Regions from separate parts of the Homo sapiens genome. Here region 1 is linked to region 2. A link is an interaction called in ENCODE POLR2A ChIA-PET data of the cell type or tissue named here. Cell type or tissue: K562. All regions are shown on one strand. Links, peaks and the distances in the headings refer to the core of each region. The heading gives the core; the rest is flanking DNA. Region 1 holds the start of VARS1 (valyl-tRNA synthetase 1). Region 2 holds the start of LOC105375018 (a long non-coding RNA gene).

Region 1 (8,260 bases), core at 1-8,000, 110 kb after region 2:
GGGTCTAGGACCTGGAACAGGAAATAAATGACTCTTCTCAGTCACCCTACAGTGAGGTCTGAGGAGAGCAGTCTTGTTCTTCCCCAGGCCTGGTGACTCACGTATCGGAAAGGCAGCAGCAAGGCTGTGACAGCCGCCAGGTCAGCCAGAGTGGGGGCCTCCCCGGCCAAGTAGGTGTGCAGCCGAAGCCACTCCTCCAAGGGGCTCAGGGCCCTGCCCAGGGCCCCCAGCACAGCCTGGCAGGAAGGGGAAGAAGTGTGAGACAAGGTTTGGCCCACCTCCATCTCCCACCACAACCCAATCCATGTGGCCTCCCTCCACCCCACTCTCACAAATCACCACCTCTGAGTCCCATTTCTTCACTCAAATAGTCACAATAAAAATACTTCTGGGCGGATCACGAGGTCAGGAGATCGAGACCATCCTGGCTAACATGGTGAAACCTCATCTCTACTAAAAATACAAAAAAAAAATAGCCAGGCGTGGTGGCGGGCGCCTGTAGTCCCAGCTACTCGGGAGGCTGAGGCAGGAGAATGGCATGAACCCAGGAGGTGGAGCTTGCAGTGAGCCGAGATCACGCCACTGCACTCCAGCCTGGGCAACACAGCGAGACTCCGTCTCAGAAAAAAAAAAACAAAACACTTCTGACTCATCCAACAAATCCCTACTCAATACTTATGTGTTAGATGCAATATGTTAAGCATAGAAGTAAAGATTATATGAGGCATCTCAATAACTGCCAGGTTCAGAACATCAATAAATATGTATTAAGTACTTCTCCAGGGAATGAGAGGAAAACACGAACAGATGGACAGAACCCTGACCTGGTAGAGTTAACATTCTTGTAGGGGAACAACAAATGAGCAAATATAAAATGAAGTGCCCTATTTTTCTTAACTCCTATGAAGAAAAATAAAGCAGAATGAGGGGAACAGGGGCCAGGCGTGGTGGCTCACACCTATAATCTCAGCACTTTGGGAGGCCGAGGCGAGCAGACCATCTGAGGTTAGGAGTTCGAGACCAGCCTGGTCAACATGACAAAACCCCATCTCTACTAAAAATACAAAAAATTAGCCGGACAAGGTGGTGGGCGCCTGTAATCCCAGCTACTCAGAAGGCTGAGGCAGGAGAATCGCTTGAGCAGTGAGCTGAGATCGCACCATCGCACCGTGGCACTCCAGCCTGGGCAACAGAAGGAGATTCTGTCTCAAAAAAAAAAAAAAAAAAGAAAAGAAAAGAAATAAAAGAGGGGAACAAACAGGGAATTCCAGAAGAGAGGGACTCTATTTTATTTGTTTGTTTGGACAGACATTCTGAATGCAAGGACTCTATTGTAGATAGGGTGATCACAATATGAGGGAGCAAGTCAGGGTCTGCCACATTCATTCATCCATTCAAGAAATACTAATTTTCCATCATGTGCTCAATACCATGCAAGGAGGCAGAGTTGAAAGTACACCAAGGCACAGGTCTCCTTTGGAAGGACTGATAGTTACAATCTGGCAGGGTTATCTCTCCTCTCACTTACCTTCCTCATTTCATTTCTCTTTTATCTCCTCCCAGCAATTGTCATCTCTCCCTCACCCAGTCTTTTCCTACAATTCAAATAACTTCTATCCTCATCAATTTCAGACTCATCAAACTTTTACTAAGAGACTTTAAAAGTGCCTGGCACTAAACTATGTGCTCTGCGCACATCTTTTAATCCTATTAACTCAGTGAGGCAAGCATTACATCAACTTGCCTGCGTGTTCATAGACATAGGAAGACCAAGACACAGCGGGTCTATGAAACGTGCCCAGGGTTACCATACCAGTTGGCAATCTGGGATTTGATCACTCTTTTCCCACATCTGATGTACTACCTTCTTGTCTCATTGTCCATTCCAGTCCTCGCTTCCCTCCTCTGAATTTCTCCCCTCCCCCTCTTCTGTACAACCCCCTCACCTGGGGGTCCTGGGCCGAGCTTCGGAGTCCCAGGGCCGGCAGCGTTGCTCCACAGGCAGCTGGTATTAACTCCGTGTCGGCGTAACTGACCCACTGTTGGACAAGGACAGCCGCCCGGCTGCCCCCTGGGCCCCCCAGGCCTGCTGGCCACAGCAGCTGGGCCACAGCCGTGGCCCCCCACACCCAGAGCCCACCGGGCCCCTGCTCCAGGGCCGGCAGGCGGGGTGGGGGAAAGGGAGTCCTGCTAGTCGGGGGTGGCTGGAGACAGATGCGGGGGTGGGCTCCTCCCCATCCGGGACCCTCCCCAGCCTCCCCATAGCGAGCGGCTATGAGGGCTCGGAGGCTGGGGAAGGCATCTGGGTGAGGGGAGACGTAGAGGGTGGACATAGTTATGAGAAGGTCCGAACGAAGTGGAAAAACCTAAGGAGAAAGAGAGACAGGGGAAGACTGCGGGATCGAGGTGGGTCCTATGTTTGAGTAGAGAGGGGACCCTCACGGGAGCTCCTTCGCCGCAGACACCCGAGTCCCATAGGACTGAGGGTCTGACCAGGCAGGCTGTCAGGAGCCGAGGACCTGGCTCTCAGAGGGGCAGTGTCAGTGGGGAGTTCCTGGGGAAGAGGAACTATCCACCATCGCGGGGCTTCGGGGAGTGTGGAAGGCTCTCAGGAGCGGGTCGGCGTCTGGTTGGATGCGGGTTCGAGCCGCGTGTACGTACTGGAGGGAGATGGTCAGACTGGGCCGGGAATCCACCTCACAGCCAGGCGCCGGCCGCGGCTGGACCGGCCGAGCGGCCCGGGCGGAGGAGTCGAGCGGGCAGAGACGGTGGGCGGCTCTCCAGGTGACCCTAGTTCCCTAAGATCGCCGCCCCGGCAGCCGGCGCCCACGTGTTCCCCCCTTTGTGACAGGGAGCGTTTCCGGGCCTGCGGGTCCTGGCGGGGGCGGCCGTGCCCCGCCTGCGAGTGCGCGCCCGCCGTGTCCGACACTGCCCCGGGGGCCGCGCGGCTCGCCGCCCGCCGGTCTCACGAGGAACAGCGCGGGGCGCGGGGCGCTGGGCGCGGACGCAGGACGAGAGGACACCCCTGAGCACGACGCTCCCGTCAGGCGCCGCCACGGGCACCTTGTGCGGGTCCTCGGCCGGGTGGCGAGGGCGGCGCCCAGCGGGCAGCTAGGGAACTGGCCCAAGAGGGTCGGCCGGCCCTGCCGGTGGAGGGCGTTCCCCACCCGGTAGCGGGGAGGTGCCCAGCAGGGAGCCGCCTGATGAGGACCGAAGGGGAGGTCCATTTGCCGAGGCCCTGGCGTCCAGCTTCCTCTTTGAGCCTCATCTCCTCATGTATGAAAAAAGGGTGACGGCCGGGCGCAGTGGCTCACGCCTATAATCCCAGCACTTTGGGAGGCCGAGGTGGGCGGATCACCTGAGGTCAGAAGTTCAAGACTAGCCTGGCCAAGGTGGTGAAAGCCCGTCTCACGCCTGTAATCCCAGCACTCTGGGAGGCCAGGGCGGGTGGATCACCAGGTCAGGAGTTCAAGACCAGCCAGGCCAAGATGGTGAAACCCCGTCTCTACTAAAAATACAAAAATTAGCCAGGTGTGGTGGCAGGCGCCTGTAATCCCAGCTACCCCGGAGCCTGAGGCAGGGAATTGCTTGAACCCTGGAGGTTGAGGTTGCAGTGAACTGAGATCGTGCCACTGCACTCCAGCCTGGCGACAGAGCTGCAGTATTTGTAAAAATACAAAAATTAGCCAGGCGTGGTGGCACACACCTGTAAGCCCAGCTACTTGGGAAGCTGAGGCAAGAAGATCACTTGAACCTGGGAGGCGGAGATTGCAGAGCTAAGATCACACCACTGCAGTCCAGCCTGGGTGACAAAGTGAGACTCCATCTCAAAAAAAAAAAAAAAAAAAAAAAATTAGCCGGGCATGGTGGTGGGCATCTGTAATCCCAGCTACTCAGGAGCTGTGGCAGGAGAATCGCTTGAACCGGGAGGCGGAGGTTGCAGTGAGCCAGACCAAGCCAGTGCACTCCACCCTGGGCAACAGAGTGAGACTCCCGTCTCAAAAACAAAAAGGAGGGTCACACTAGATGGTCTCTAAGGGTCCCTTAAGGCTGAGAAGTCTCATCTGTATCATGAACTCATATTTGCTGAATGAGTGAATGAAGTTTAGTAATTCCCAGTCACAACTTTTCTCTAAAATATAAATTACATCACTTGTATTTATCTTCTATACATATTCAGAAAACATGAACTGATTTGGTTGGATTGGTGAAGTCTGGTAGCATGAAATGTATCTTATGACACTATCACATTAATGGAAGGACAGCAAGCACTCCAGTTGCAGGTATGGTATAAGCAAAAGGCCACAGGGAGAACATACAGGTAGGGACATGTTGGGGAAACATGGTGTAGAGCAACTGTATTATATGCTTTATACCAAGGAGAGTAGTGGGAAGCTGAGTTGGATTCTTGGCTGGGTTAACGCAGAGTAACAGGGGCTTGGATGAATTCGACATCCTTTTCCATGTCCCAGCCCCCTGCCCAACACATAGTAACAGAACCAAAACACAAATTTGCATCATAAATTTTATTCCCGATGCGGGACAGATTCCTTCCATCCCCAAATGAATCACATGCTGCCCTGGAAAGACCTAGGAAACTCTCCTACCATCTCCAGAGAAGTAGTGAGAAAGGCAGGTGCTGGGGACTGGGAAGGCTTTGAAGTTTCCCAGCCTACTTATCCTCCCCTTCTCAAGAGAGGATAGCTGTTCCCTATTACTCCTCTCATCCACTCATCCCTTAAAAAAAACCCACAAAACCATCATTAGTAAAAAAACAAAACCCCTTCAAGTATTGGGGGTTAGGGGTTCTGGGCTGGGACTTGGGGTTATGGGTCACCAATGAAAGAGGGAGGGGAAGAGGAGGAGGAGCCATCACTGTTTCTGCTGCAGGGCTTCCTTCCTTGCCGCATCCTGTAGCAACTGTGTGTCGACCTCATCTGCTGGCAGCTGCACGTATCGGACCACTGAGCCCCGAATGAAGCAGTTCTTCACTGATAACTAGACAAAGATGGACAAATATGAAAACACCCTTAAAAATGTCCTCTAACCACCCAGGGGCCTCCTGCTTTAGAGGTGTTTCCTCTTCTCCACAGACCCCAACTCACCATGTGAGGGTATTTCTCAGGGTCTGTGACACTGATGTCAGTTAGTTTGATGTTGAGATACTAGGAAAGGAAGATGAACACCATTATTATTATTATTTTTTTTTTTTTGAGACAAGAGTTTTGCTCTTGTTGCCCAGGCTGGAGTGCAATGGTGCCATCTCGGCTCACTGCAATCTCCGCCTCCTGGGTTCAAATGATTTTCCTGCCTCAGCCTCTCGACTAGCTGGGATTACAGGTGCCCACCACCACGCCCAGCTAATTTTTTGTATTTTTAGTAGAGACGGGGTTTCACCATGTTTGTCAGGCTTGTCTTGAACTCCTGACCTCAGGCCTCGGCCTCTCAAAGTGCTGGGATTACAGGCGTGAGCCACCGTGCCTGGCCGACGAACACCATTATTAACCCTAGAGACATGATGTAAGAACCCAACCCTTAAGTCTCCCCTCTCCTTCTCCAGGAACCAATTCTGGGGCCCGTGCTATATCTCACCTGATCCACAGAATGGAGGGTTCCACAGATGCTGTCAAGGGCAGAGGGAGAGAAGAATCAAATTAGTTTATAACAAAGTCAACATAGAGGTGACTTCAGAGCTGGGATGAGAACATGACTGGGAGAAGTCAAGGACTTGAGGATGTCAGAAAAGGTAGAACCAAAAGGGGGCATTCCTAAGCCCTGGAGTAGGAAAGACAACTAACAGAGTAGTTTATTTTCAACCCCACATCTCCTCTCCCTAAACCAATCCATTCTTTTTTTTTTTTTTTTTTTTTTTGAGATGGAGTCTCACTGTCAGCCAGGCTGAAGTGCAGTGGTGTGATCTTGGCTCACTGCAACCTCTGCCTCCCAGGTTCAAGCGATTCTCCTGCCTCAGTCTCCTGAGTAGCTAGGACTTCAGGCGCATGCCATCATGCCCGGCTAATTTTTTATTTTTAGTAGAGATGGGGTTTCACCATGTTGGCCAGGCTGTTCCTTAACTCCTGATCTCAGGCGATCTGCCCACTTCAGCTCCCCAAAGTGCTGGGATTACAGGTGTGAACCACTGTCCCCGGCCAAACCAACCTATTCTTAACAGCTACCATTAAACAACTGGTAAAGGCTAGACCTGTATTCTATATAGTATTTGTAATCTTTACAGCCATCTTTCAAAGTAGTTATTACCTTCCAGGGGCTCAGAGAGGTTGTTTTAAACTTTATGAGTTTAGAACAAATGGGAACTTCAGTCCAAGTCTGTGTGACTCCCAAAACCATCAGCTATTTTTTTTTTATTTTTGCGACAGGGTCTCACTCTATGGCCAAGGCTGGAGTGAAATGGCGTGATCATGGCTCACTGTGGCCACTTGAGTAGCTGTGATTACAGGCTTGAGCCACCATGCCCAGCTGATTTTTTTTTGAGATGGAGTCTCGCTCTGTCGGCCAGTCTGGAGTGCAGTGGCACAATCTCGGCTCACTGAAAGCTCCATCTCCCAGGTTCACGCCATTCTCCTGCCTCAGCCTCCCGAGTAGCTGGGACTACAGATGCCGGCCACCACTCCTGGCTAATTTTTTGTATTTTTAGTAGAGACGGGGTTTCACCGTGTTAGCCAGGATGGTCTCGATCTCCTGACCTCATGATCTGCCCACCTCAGCCTCCCAAAGTGCTGGGATTACAGGCATGAGCCACCATTCCCGACTTTTTTTTTTTTTTTTTGTAGAGAAAGGGTCTCACTGTGAATGTCACCCAGGCTAGCTATTTTCAAACATTTATTGCTTTGGAACCAGAGCCCATATGTGGATAAAGGTAGGTAGCATTACTCTTGATGATGCAGGCATGAGTGATGTCCTCTCCATTCCCCAATCCTCGAGCCCCTTGAAATGCTATTTGAGGAATGCTATCAAAACACCAGTGCTCTTTGAGAGAATGGTGCAAAAATTTAAAAAAACAGCCTTTGGCTGGGAATGGTTGTTCACGCCTATAATCCAAGCATTCTGGGAGGCTGAGGCAGGAGGATCGCCTGAAGCCAGCTGGAGAACAGCCCAGACAACATAGCAAGACCTCATCTCTATTTTAAAGTTATAAAATAAAATAACTGTGGCCGGGCACGGTGGCTCACGCCTATAATTCCAGCACTTAGGGAGGACGAGGCGGGCGAATCACGAGGTCAGGAGTTCGACACCAGCCTGGCCAACATCGTGAAACCCCATCTCTACTAAAAATACAAAAAATTAGCTGGGCATAGTGGCAGACGCCTGTAATCCCAGCTACTCGGGAGGCTGAAGCAGGAGAATCACTTGAACCCGGGAGGTGGAGGTTGTAGTGAGGCGAGATCGAGCCACTGCACTCCAGCCTGGGTGACAGAGTGAGACTCCATCTCAAGAAAAATAAATAAATAAAAATAATCGTAATAAATAGCAGTTTTAAAAACGTCCTTATCTTGCCAAAAATAAAGTTGGCAGTTCTCTGCCCCAATTTTTGTAAAATTCTGAAAGTCTTTAAAACCCAGCGTCTAGGCCATGTGCGGTGGCTCATGCCTATAATCCCAGAACTTTAGGAGGCCAAGGTGGGCGGATCACTTGAGGCCAGGACTTCAAGACCAGCCTGGCCAACACGGCGAATCCCCATCTCTACTAAAAATACAAAAATTGGCCGGGCGTGGTGGCTCACGCCTATAATCTCAGCACTTTGGGAGGCCGAGGCGGGTGGATCACGAGGTCAGGAGATCGAGACCATCCTGGCTAACACGGTGAAACCCCGTCTCTACTAAAAATACAAAAAATTAGCCGGGCATGGTGGCGGGCACCTGTAGTCCCAGCTACTTGGGAGGCTGAGGTAGAAAAATGGCGTGAACTGGGAGGCAGAGCTTGCAGTGAGCGGAGATCACACCACTACACTCCAGCCTGGGTGACAAAGCAAGACTCCGTCTCAAAAAAAAAAAAATACAAAAATTAGCTGGGCATTGTGGTGTGCACCTGTAATCCCAGCTACTCAGGAGGTGAGGCACGAGAATCACTTGAACCCAGGAGGAAAAAAAAAATTTAAAAATAAAATATAAAAATACAAAAATTAGCTGTGTGTGGTGCATGCCTGTAGTCCCAGGTATACAGGAGGCTGAGGCACGAGAATCATTTGAACACAGGAGGTAGAGGTTGCAGTGAGCCAAGATCATGCCACTGCATTCCAGCC
Region 2 (8,324 bases), core at 131-8,130:
GTGGTTGTATGCAGGAAGAACTGAAGAAGGAGGCGGGAGGGGCCAGGGAGGCTGCACAGTTGTGATAACAGTAGGCACATCAGGGACCGGGGAGGTTTGGGGACCTGCTGCCTGAGGAAAGCTCAGGTTAGGGGCTGAAGGCCTAGGGGGACACAGAGATGGGAAGGGTTAGATTAGCTAGATTGTCTAGAGTTAGGGTTTCCCAAAGCCCAGCTCTTTGGGGCCTCTGCTCTCCCCACTACCTGCCCCTGGCTCCCTGGACACTTGAGAAGTTATACAATTAGCCTGATAGTAGAAAAAATACCTTTTTATTAATTATTAGGAATAATCCATTCATGTAATGCAGGATGTATGTTGGAGAAGGTTAAGTACAGCCACATGAATGAGGGGAAACGTGCAAGAGGAACAGTGGTGAGAAGGGGGATGGTCCCCCACTTTCCACAAACTATAAACAGCAACATGAACACAGAGAATCACAAATAAGAGGGTCTTTCCTCATGTCTCCTCTCACCCCATTCTTCCATAATGAGTCCCAGTTGGTCCCTAGAGGTGCCAGGGCATCTGGAAGTTCTGGGCTGGGAGTGGGGTGCAGTGAGTGGCCTCAAAGTTGTGCAGATGCTTCCGAGCCTGAGGAAAGGAGGTGGGACAGGTGGGGTACAGAGCACTGTTGGGAGGGGCAGCCACTGGACTCCCTCCCCACCCTCCACTTCCGCATCCACCACCCACTCTACAAAAGCTGCCACTTCCAATGCTTATAGGGTATCCCCAGTCCCCCTATGTGAGCCCTGGCCATTCAAGAACCCTTCCCACTTCCCACTCCTTAGCTCACCAGAAACAAAGCCAGCTGCCGCCGTCCATCTGCACTCATGTCCTCCCCTGCAGAGAGGAGGCGCTCAAAATAGGCCACACATCTGGGTATTCATCCCCTTCCTAGGCCCTTCCCACCCTCTCTCCTGCCCCAGGAGCTCCTTACCCACGCTCCAGGGGAAGTCGGGCCCGTGTTCTGCCTGGTAGGAGCGGAGGACAGACAGACACCAGTCCTCTTCCACCTCCCATCGGCTATAAATTGAGGCTGGTCAGGGAGAGAGATGACAGCCAGTCAGCAACCTGACCTTGCTGGGCCCCCGCCCCAAGCCTCACTGGATCCCTTCTCACCTTCCTCCAGCTGTGAGGAGGCCTCCAACCACTGCCTCACCACTCGAAGACCCTCCTCTGCCATCACCCGGGGATACCTACGGAGGAAGTGCCAGGACAGGTCAGGGCTGATTTTTTTTCATTCACCATCCCTGAACCTTCCTCCCTCCTTCCCTGTGCTGGTATCAGTATCTGTGTGTGTACACTGCCCCCAGCGCGCACACACCCTGGCTCTCACCGATGCTGCAGGAGCTTCAGCAGGAGGTCATTGCCTCGGTTGGACATGATGTCCTCAGGAACCCTGGGGGTGAGAAGAATGTACCCTGGAGGGGCTGGAGGTTAGGAGGAAGGGTCTAGATACCCAGGTTTCTGGTGGGCAGAGGTAGAAGGGACAAGTTCCTGGCCATCTCTGGGGTTCCTGAGGGCCGAGATTCCCACGCACTCACGTGGTGGTGATGATCTCATCCTTGGTTCTCCGGATCAGCAGTACAGGACCCTGGTATCTTCAGAGAACAGAGCAGTGGGAAGGGAGAGCTCAGAGGGAGACGGGTGACAACTGGCCCACCCCTATCCCTGCACTGGTAGCATTCTTACCCTCCCCTTGCTATAGCACAGCCCTTGACCTAGCCCTTCACTCAGGGGTGAGAGGGGATTATTTAAGGGGCATGGTTCAGTCTGGCCCTGCTGGGAGACCCCTGCCGTGCCAGGCCTTAACCCTTTGGTTGCCAGATCCTGAGGTGGTCCAGAGTCCCAGGGGACCTGGGAGGGGTTAGGCCAGTTGAGGTGGTGGCAGGGTCACTCAGGATGTGAGCCAGTGGCCTTTTACCAACTTGCACTTTAGTACTAGTTTCAGGGTTTGAGCGCCCAGCAGAGCTGTATGGGGGGCAGGTGTTCAATGCCGGACGCTGGCCGGCCCTCACCTGCACAGCTGCTCCGCGTTGTTTAGATTGAGATGCTGCCTCACGGTCCTGGTCACCAGGCCCCCTAGAGTGGGATAAAGGTGAAGGGATGGCAGAGACAAAGCCCTTGCCCAACATAAAGGTCCTCACTATTCACGGAGAAAGAAAACTGAGGCCCCCAGACAAAGGAGTCCTCCTGCTTCCAACAATGGGGCGACTTACTCCCCACCCAAGAAAAGGGAGCCATCTCAGAACAGTTCCCAGTTCCAGCCCACCCCTTCCCAGGAAGGGCAGGCCTGGGAGCTGCACTCACTCCAGCTGTCTGGCATGACCTTCAAGGCCAAGGGCACCAGGTCATCAAAGGAGGCATCCAGGATCATGGCACTAACATCTGGGTAGGACATGGCTGCCCACGTGGCTGGTACCAGGGCAGGGAAGAAGAGTAAGAACTGAGAAAGGCTCCTTTCTCCCCACCACCCATGCTCTCATCCCACTGACCCTATAGGCCAACCCCATTCCCCCTATGTTATCCCTTGTTTTTTTCTTAACCTACTTCACTTGGTTAGGGAACTATCTGGAGAGGATGGGGATAGAACACTGGAGATAGTGCACTGAAGATAATGGGCAGGAAACATTCACTTTCCCTGATCTCCCCACCCAGGACCTGGGTCTGCTTTTCCTTTTAATGACTGGGCACAAGAGGGGAAGGAAAGGTGAAGTGTATGCAAATAGGATAGCTTCTTCCAGGCCCACTCAGAGATTCTACTTCCTCTCTCTTCTTCCTTGAGCCTCCACCCCACCCCATTTCCCCACCTCTCCCGGGTGGGGCTGGGTGGTCATGAATGTGTCTACAGTGGGGGATGGGAGGGAGGCTGGTACCAGTGAAGCCGCCGATGGACCAGGCGTAGATGATGATGTCCTGGGGCTGGAAGCCTAGGCGGTGGATGGCAAACTGGACCACCACATCCATGGCATTAGCCTCATTCTGCGGGAATGGCACCCCCTGCAGGAGAAAGGGCAAAGTCAGGAGTGTGTCAGCACCAAAGGCCAGCTCACCTGTCCCTCCCAACGTGGACCCCTCCTGCAGCCACCTATGACAGGCAGAGAAGGTGTAGAAGGAAGGGATGGTAGGAGAGGTTGTTCTCTCCAGAAGACGGATGTGTACAATGAGATCTACCTCCTCCTCTCCTGCTAGCCCCGCACTGTGGGGATGGGGGCATGGCTCCCAATGCTGCCTTCACAACCTCCTAGACCCCAGCCCTCAGGTGAGTGGGACGCCTTCAAGAAATCCACAGCCCCTCTCCTCCCTCCAATGGCTGACCAGAGGGAAACAGACATAATTCAGGAAAAGGAAGGGATTCCTGAGATGGTCTCACCGTGCTTCCAGCAAAGCCTGGATGATTCCAGCCCAGGACTGAATATCCAGCTGTAACACAGGGGGAGGAGGGACTGAGACCTTGTGGCCCACAGCCCTTTCTCCATCCCTGGGGGAAGGAAGAGCAGAAGTACCCCCCAGCTTAGATGCAAATAACTCCAAGCCTTCCCAGAAATAGGAGATGACACCAGAGGTTCTGAGGCAGCACAGGGAGCAGCATGTGATTGTGTGGGGTGTGTGGTGGGGGAATGGAACAGAATGAAAAGCATAATAGCTAGGGACACAGGCCAGGGGAGGGATGTAAGGTTATCAAAGCAAATGGCGAGTGGACTTTTCCCTAAAGCTGAGAGACTCAAAACCTCACCCAGAGAAAGCAGAGGCCAGGGGAGGTCAGGTCAGTGTGGGAGGCAGGGACATTCCCTTTCAAAGGGCGGAGATAAGGAGGCTGAGTCACCGTCCTACCTTCCAGGGGCGTGGAGACGCAGCCCACCTCATAAAACCCAGCATTCCCCTCACAGCAGATCACCTAGGAAGGAGGCAGGAAGGAAGGGCTGGGGGGCCAAGTTGGGACTGAAAAACTCCCTTTGGGCAGGGAGGGCAGCCCATGAAGAGCTTTGCAGGGAAGAGGAAAGGGCAGGTTTCTGTTTTCTCCAAGGGGAATGGAAGCTTCTCATTCCACAGGGTCCATAAGAGGAGAAGCAAAGGGATTACAAATACTCCTCAGAGGCTGACCTGCTCGACCACCCAGCCATGTCTTTTCCTTGGAAGATTACCAGCTGGATCTCTTTCAGGAAGGGGACTATGGAGATGTTTTTCCTTTCTCGTTTTCGGGTCTGTTATCTTCTGTGACCATTGCTATTGTGTGGTATGCTGATTGCTCTCCCTATCCCTCTCTGAGCTCCAGTCTTATGGTCAGATAAACTGTAATGCCATGGCGCCCCAAGCTGAAACCCACGAATGGTGGGATTTGCATGAACTCTCATAACAGATGGGCAGAGCCAGGACTAGAACCCAGCTCCCTAGACTCCTGGCTTAGCGCTCTTTCCACGGCTGCTTCATGGAGGTAGGAGACTTTGAGGCCAGGCTGCCTGGGTCCAAATACCAGCTCTACCACTTACTGTGAGGTCCAGGAAAGGTTTTCTGTGCCCCAGTTTCATCTCCTGTAAAATGGGCTAATATAAGCAGTACCTATCTCACGGGATTCTTTTGAGAATTAAATATATATGCTTCATATATATATGAGAATTAAATATATATAAGTGTGAAGTGCTGTCAAAGTGGTAACTATTAATATTAGTTTCTCGTCCTTGAACGTCTCTCCTACTTCATCTGTTTCTCTATCACAGGGTTTCACTACATCACAAGGTCTTTAGCGTGGAGCTAGGACATGAGATTATCCCCAGTAGTGGTTCCTTCAGGGAGGTGCTATAGCATTGGGGTCCCCAGACCTCTACTGCCTTCCTCACACTCACCCCACCTCTGGGCTCTCTGCTCCCTCTTACCAGCTTCTGTCCCTGGGGCTCAGCTGTCCCCCGCCGGTCCACAAACATGGTGTCAATCTCATTGCCATCACAGGCCAGCAGCTTTGCCCGGCGCCCATTACACTGAGTACGGAAGACGCAATGGCCAAGATGCAAGGGTCAGGAGGCCACATCACAGGGGTGGGGCGGGGTGGGTGGGGGTGAGAGGGGAGGGCTTTAGGGGATGTGCGGGCAGGGAAGCCTCACCTCTTCCACCAGTCGGGCCTGGCCCTGCAGCAGCACAGGCATGAGGGCCTTCTGCAGCAGGTACACAGAGCCTGGATACAGCATCCGGCGCCCTAGGGTGTGCGCCACCAGGTAGCTGTGGGGAACACAGGTTAACAAACCCCAACCCTGTTGAGGCCTGGGGACTGTGCTGGGGACCATCCCAGCCCTAGCACTCACAGACTGTAAGGCCTGCTTTACCCCTGACCTTCACAGCTTTACTTTCCTCTTTCAAGCCTTAATGAAATATGTACCAGGCTAGTGTTTTGCAAACTTTTCTTACTGCAACCTTTGTAAGATAAACATTTTATATTGTGGCTCAGTGCACACATATCCTGTATGTACAGAATTCTGAGAGTTTTATGATGTAACTGTCTATACATAATAAGTAAATGCAAAGTTATCATCAGATTATGATTCTGTTAAAATATAAGTACAACATATTAAAGGTCCCCAAATAAATAATGCTTTAAAAAATGATGGTTATAATTCAAAACCTCAAATATGGCTTGCCTCCCTGACTAATTAGCACACTGTCAACAACCAACCACTAAGTCCACCCTGTTCCTTGGTATTCTAGAAGCTGCCTCCTAACTCCCAGCAAAAGAAAATTCCCAGTGTCTGTTCCACTATAAGATATAGGTGGTTATTTCCGTTCCTTCTGACATCATCAGTACCCACGACTGAGCTTTATTTGGGATTTACCATGTGCTCTCAAGCACCCAGGCAAGGCAGGAGCCCTTCAGAACATGTTACCTTACTTAATCTCCTCAGCAACCTTGCAGGGCAGGTTCATCACAGGTGCAGACACTGAGGCACACAGGGGCCCGGAGCCAAGGTGGAATAACAACAGGGCAGAGGGGCCACGATGGGTACACAGATGCTACCAGAGCCTGCCCTAGCTACAAGTGTGTGTCCTCCCCACCCCCACCCCACCCCCACTGCTCCTTTTCAGCCTCACTGAAGGAGCTTTTGTTCATATCCCAGTTCTTTACTTACTACATTTGAGACTCCAGACCTCTCTGAGCCTCTTTTCTTCAAACATAAATATGGATAAAAATGACTTTGCCATAAATGATCTACACAAACCATACAGCACTAGGCCCAATGAGTGACAGCTATTTTACAATGGAGCGCCCACTCCCAGAGCACTCCTGAAATGGCCCCTCCACCCCAGTGGGCCTCTCCTCGCTGCTGTTTCCCACCTGGTGATCTGACAAGGCAGCTTCTTAACCCGGTTGAGGAGGGTGTCTGCTGTCCCCCGGTGCAGGGGCTCTGGGCGAAGCAGGGCCACACCCCGGCGGGAAGGGCCCCCTCGAGACTCCTTCCTGAGGAAGGGAAAGATGCAGGGAAGGATAGGGTCAGGAGCAGCAAGCTGGATGTCTGAGGTCTGGAGAACAGTGGGGTCTAGGAACGACATAATGGCATTGGAAGGCAGGCACTGTGACCTGAGAGGGCATGGAGGTGGGAGGGCAGAGCAGAGATTTTCTGGAATGGTTCTAAGGGGAGAGATACAGCAAAAGAACTGGGGCCTCACCGGCTGCTGGGTTCTTCCCAGTGGAAGTCGACTGGCCAGCTCCGGAAGTCAAAGTTGTAGTTGGCAAGCTGCCTCTGCAGTGGGCACGAGAGGCAAAGGGGTACTGAGAACTCAGGGGAGGCTCTCCTACCCACCCTCAACAACACCTTCGTTATCCAGGGGTCTGATCCCCACACATCATGGGGAAACCAAGCGGAGGTCAATACCCTCCCAATTCTCAGATGGAAAATTCTAACAGGACCAGAAAATCAGGGGAGATGGTATGCCCCATCAGGTATCAGGACTGGCCTGTCTGCCCTCTTCCAAGCTAAGAACCTAACACTCTGCTTTTCTAAAAAACTAAGTCTGACCCATCCCCAGGAGGAGTGGCTGAAGGTGCTAGTGCTTTTGAGTGACGGGTAGTAGGGGTCGCTGGCTGGTCACGGTCTATTCCCCACCTGGGTCCCTTATAGGGTGCTGTCTTAGAAGCTTAGAAATCTCCCAGCAGATCACACTGACAGACCCAAGGTTGAGTGAGACAGAGAGGAGGGAAGTCACGCCCACAGTGGGCTCCTCTGCCATGTGGGGCCACCCGTTGAAGGAAGCTCTGACTTCCATCCTCACAACTACATCCCTTCCTCAACTCCTGCAGCCATGGATCAGTGTTGCCCTACAGCCCATCCGAACCTCGGGCCACCCCACTGAGCCAGTCCACATGCCTTTTTTTTTTTTTTTGAGGCAGGGTCTCGTGCTGTTGCCCAGGCTGGAATGCAGTTGGTGCAATCATAGCTCACTGCAGCCTCAAACTCCCAGGCCCAAGTGATCCTCCTACCTTAGCCTCTGGAGTAGCTGGGACTACAGACATGTGCTACCATGCCCAGCTAATTTTTAAAATTTTCTTTAGAGACAAGGTCTTACTATGTTGCCCAGGCTGGTCTCCAACTCCTGGGCTGAAGCGATCCTCCTGCCTTGGCTTCCGAAAGTGCTGGGATTATAGGCATGAACCACCTCACCAGCTCCACGTTTTTTGACGGCAGTGGGAGCTGTGTCTTTTTTTTTTTTTTTTTTTTTGAGATGGAGTCTCACTCTGTCGCCCAGGCTGGAGTGCAGTGGCACGATCTCGGATCACTGCAAGCTCTGCCTCCCGGCTTCACGCCATTCTCCCGCCTCAGCCTCCAAGTAGCTGGGACTACAGGTGCCTGCCACCACCATGCCCGGCTAATTTTTGTACCTTTAGCAGAGATGGGGTTTCACCATGTTAGCCAGGATGGTCTTGATCTCCTGACCTCGTGATCCACCCGCCTCGGCCTTCCAAAGTGCTGGGATTACAGGTGTGAGCCACCGCGCCCGGCCTAGCTGTGTCTTAATACTTGACTATATTCGTCCCCCACCCCCTGAGCTCCTAGCACTCTATTTTGAGGGTTTTTATTTTCTGCACAGAAATTTTTTGACATTTCAAAAATAATTTGACTAACAGAGAGCAATAGAAAAATTATACAAAAAGGTAAATGGCAAAACAAAACAAGATGACTAAAAGCAAATTTCAGGCAGGCTTTGCTCAGACCTGCTCTCAAATCTGGACTTAGCCACTTTCTTGCTCTATGACTCCGAATGGGTCACTTAACCTCTTTTTGCCTCTGTTTTCTCACATTTAC

What was found. Peaks named below come from ENCODE experiments on the same cell type or tissue, not always from the same donor. Only the 100,000 strongest peaks of a DNase experiment are listed, where the experiment ranks them.
Region 1: POLR2A ChIA-PET joins it to region 2 with 10 read pairs; 17 of 35 experiments call an interaction of 5 or more read pairs at or near these places.

What each region holds. Positions count from the first base shown.
Region 1 is chr6:31,792,885-31,801,144 of GRCh38, forward strand. VARS1 (valyl-tRNA synthetase 1) reads right to left here and starts at 2,868. Exons shown (of 30, transcript NM_006295.3): 1 at 2,662-2,868; 2 at 1,947-2,366; 3 at 102-236; 4 at 1-11. The coding sequence starts at 2,333. It overlaps LSM2 (LSM2 homolog, U6 small nuclear RNA and mRNA degradation associated), which reads right to left. Exons shown (of 5, transcript NM_021177.5): 3 at 5,593-5,623; 4 at 5,106-5,165; 5 at 4,512-4,998. The coding sequence ends at 4,873. RefSeq lists enhancers at 1-321, 2,466-3,320. In K562, for the core only: a CTCF peak has its summit at 3,136 (motif pointing right); DNase peaks (open chromatin) are centred at 1,487, 2,127, 2,857, 3,147 and 1 weaker place; H3K4me3 peaks cover 2,732 bases.
Region 2 is chr6:31,686,669-31,694,992 of GRCh38, forward strand. ABHD16A (abhydrolase domain containing 16A, phospholipase) reads right to left here. Exons shown (of 20, transcript NM_021160.3): 6 at 6,691-6,764; 7 at 6,359-6,481; 8 at 5,136-5,250; 9 at 4,911-5,012; 10 at 3,871-3,934; 11 at 3,410-3,459; 12 at 2,913-3,036; 13 at 2,347-2,451; 14 at 2,055-2,118; 15 at 1,581-1,637; 16 at 1,373-1,435; 17 at 1,156-1,232; 18 at 974-1,072; 19 at 830-876; 1 more. The coding sequence ends at 544. LOC105375019 (a long non-coding RNA gene) reads left to right here. Exons shown (of 3, transcript XR_007059543.1): 3 at 1-182. LOC105375018 (a long non-coding RNA gene) reads left to right here and starts at 2,981. Exons shown (of 2, transcript XR_926696.2): 1 at 2,981-3,298; 2 at 4,090-4,648. In K562, for the core only: CTCF peaks have their summits at 3,042 (motif pointing left) and 4,474; DNase peaks (open chromatin) are centred at 3,071, 3,823, 4,283 and 5,077; H3K4me3 peaks cover 578 bases.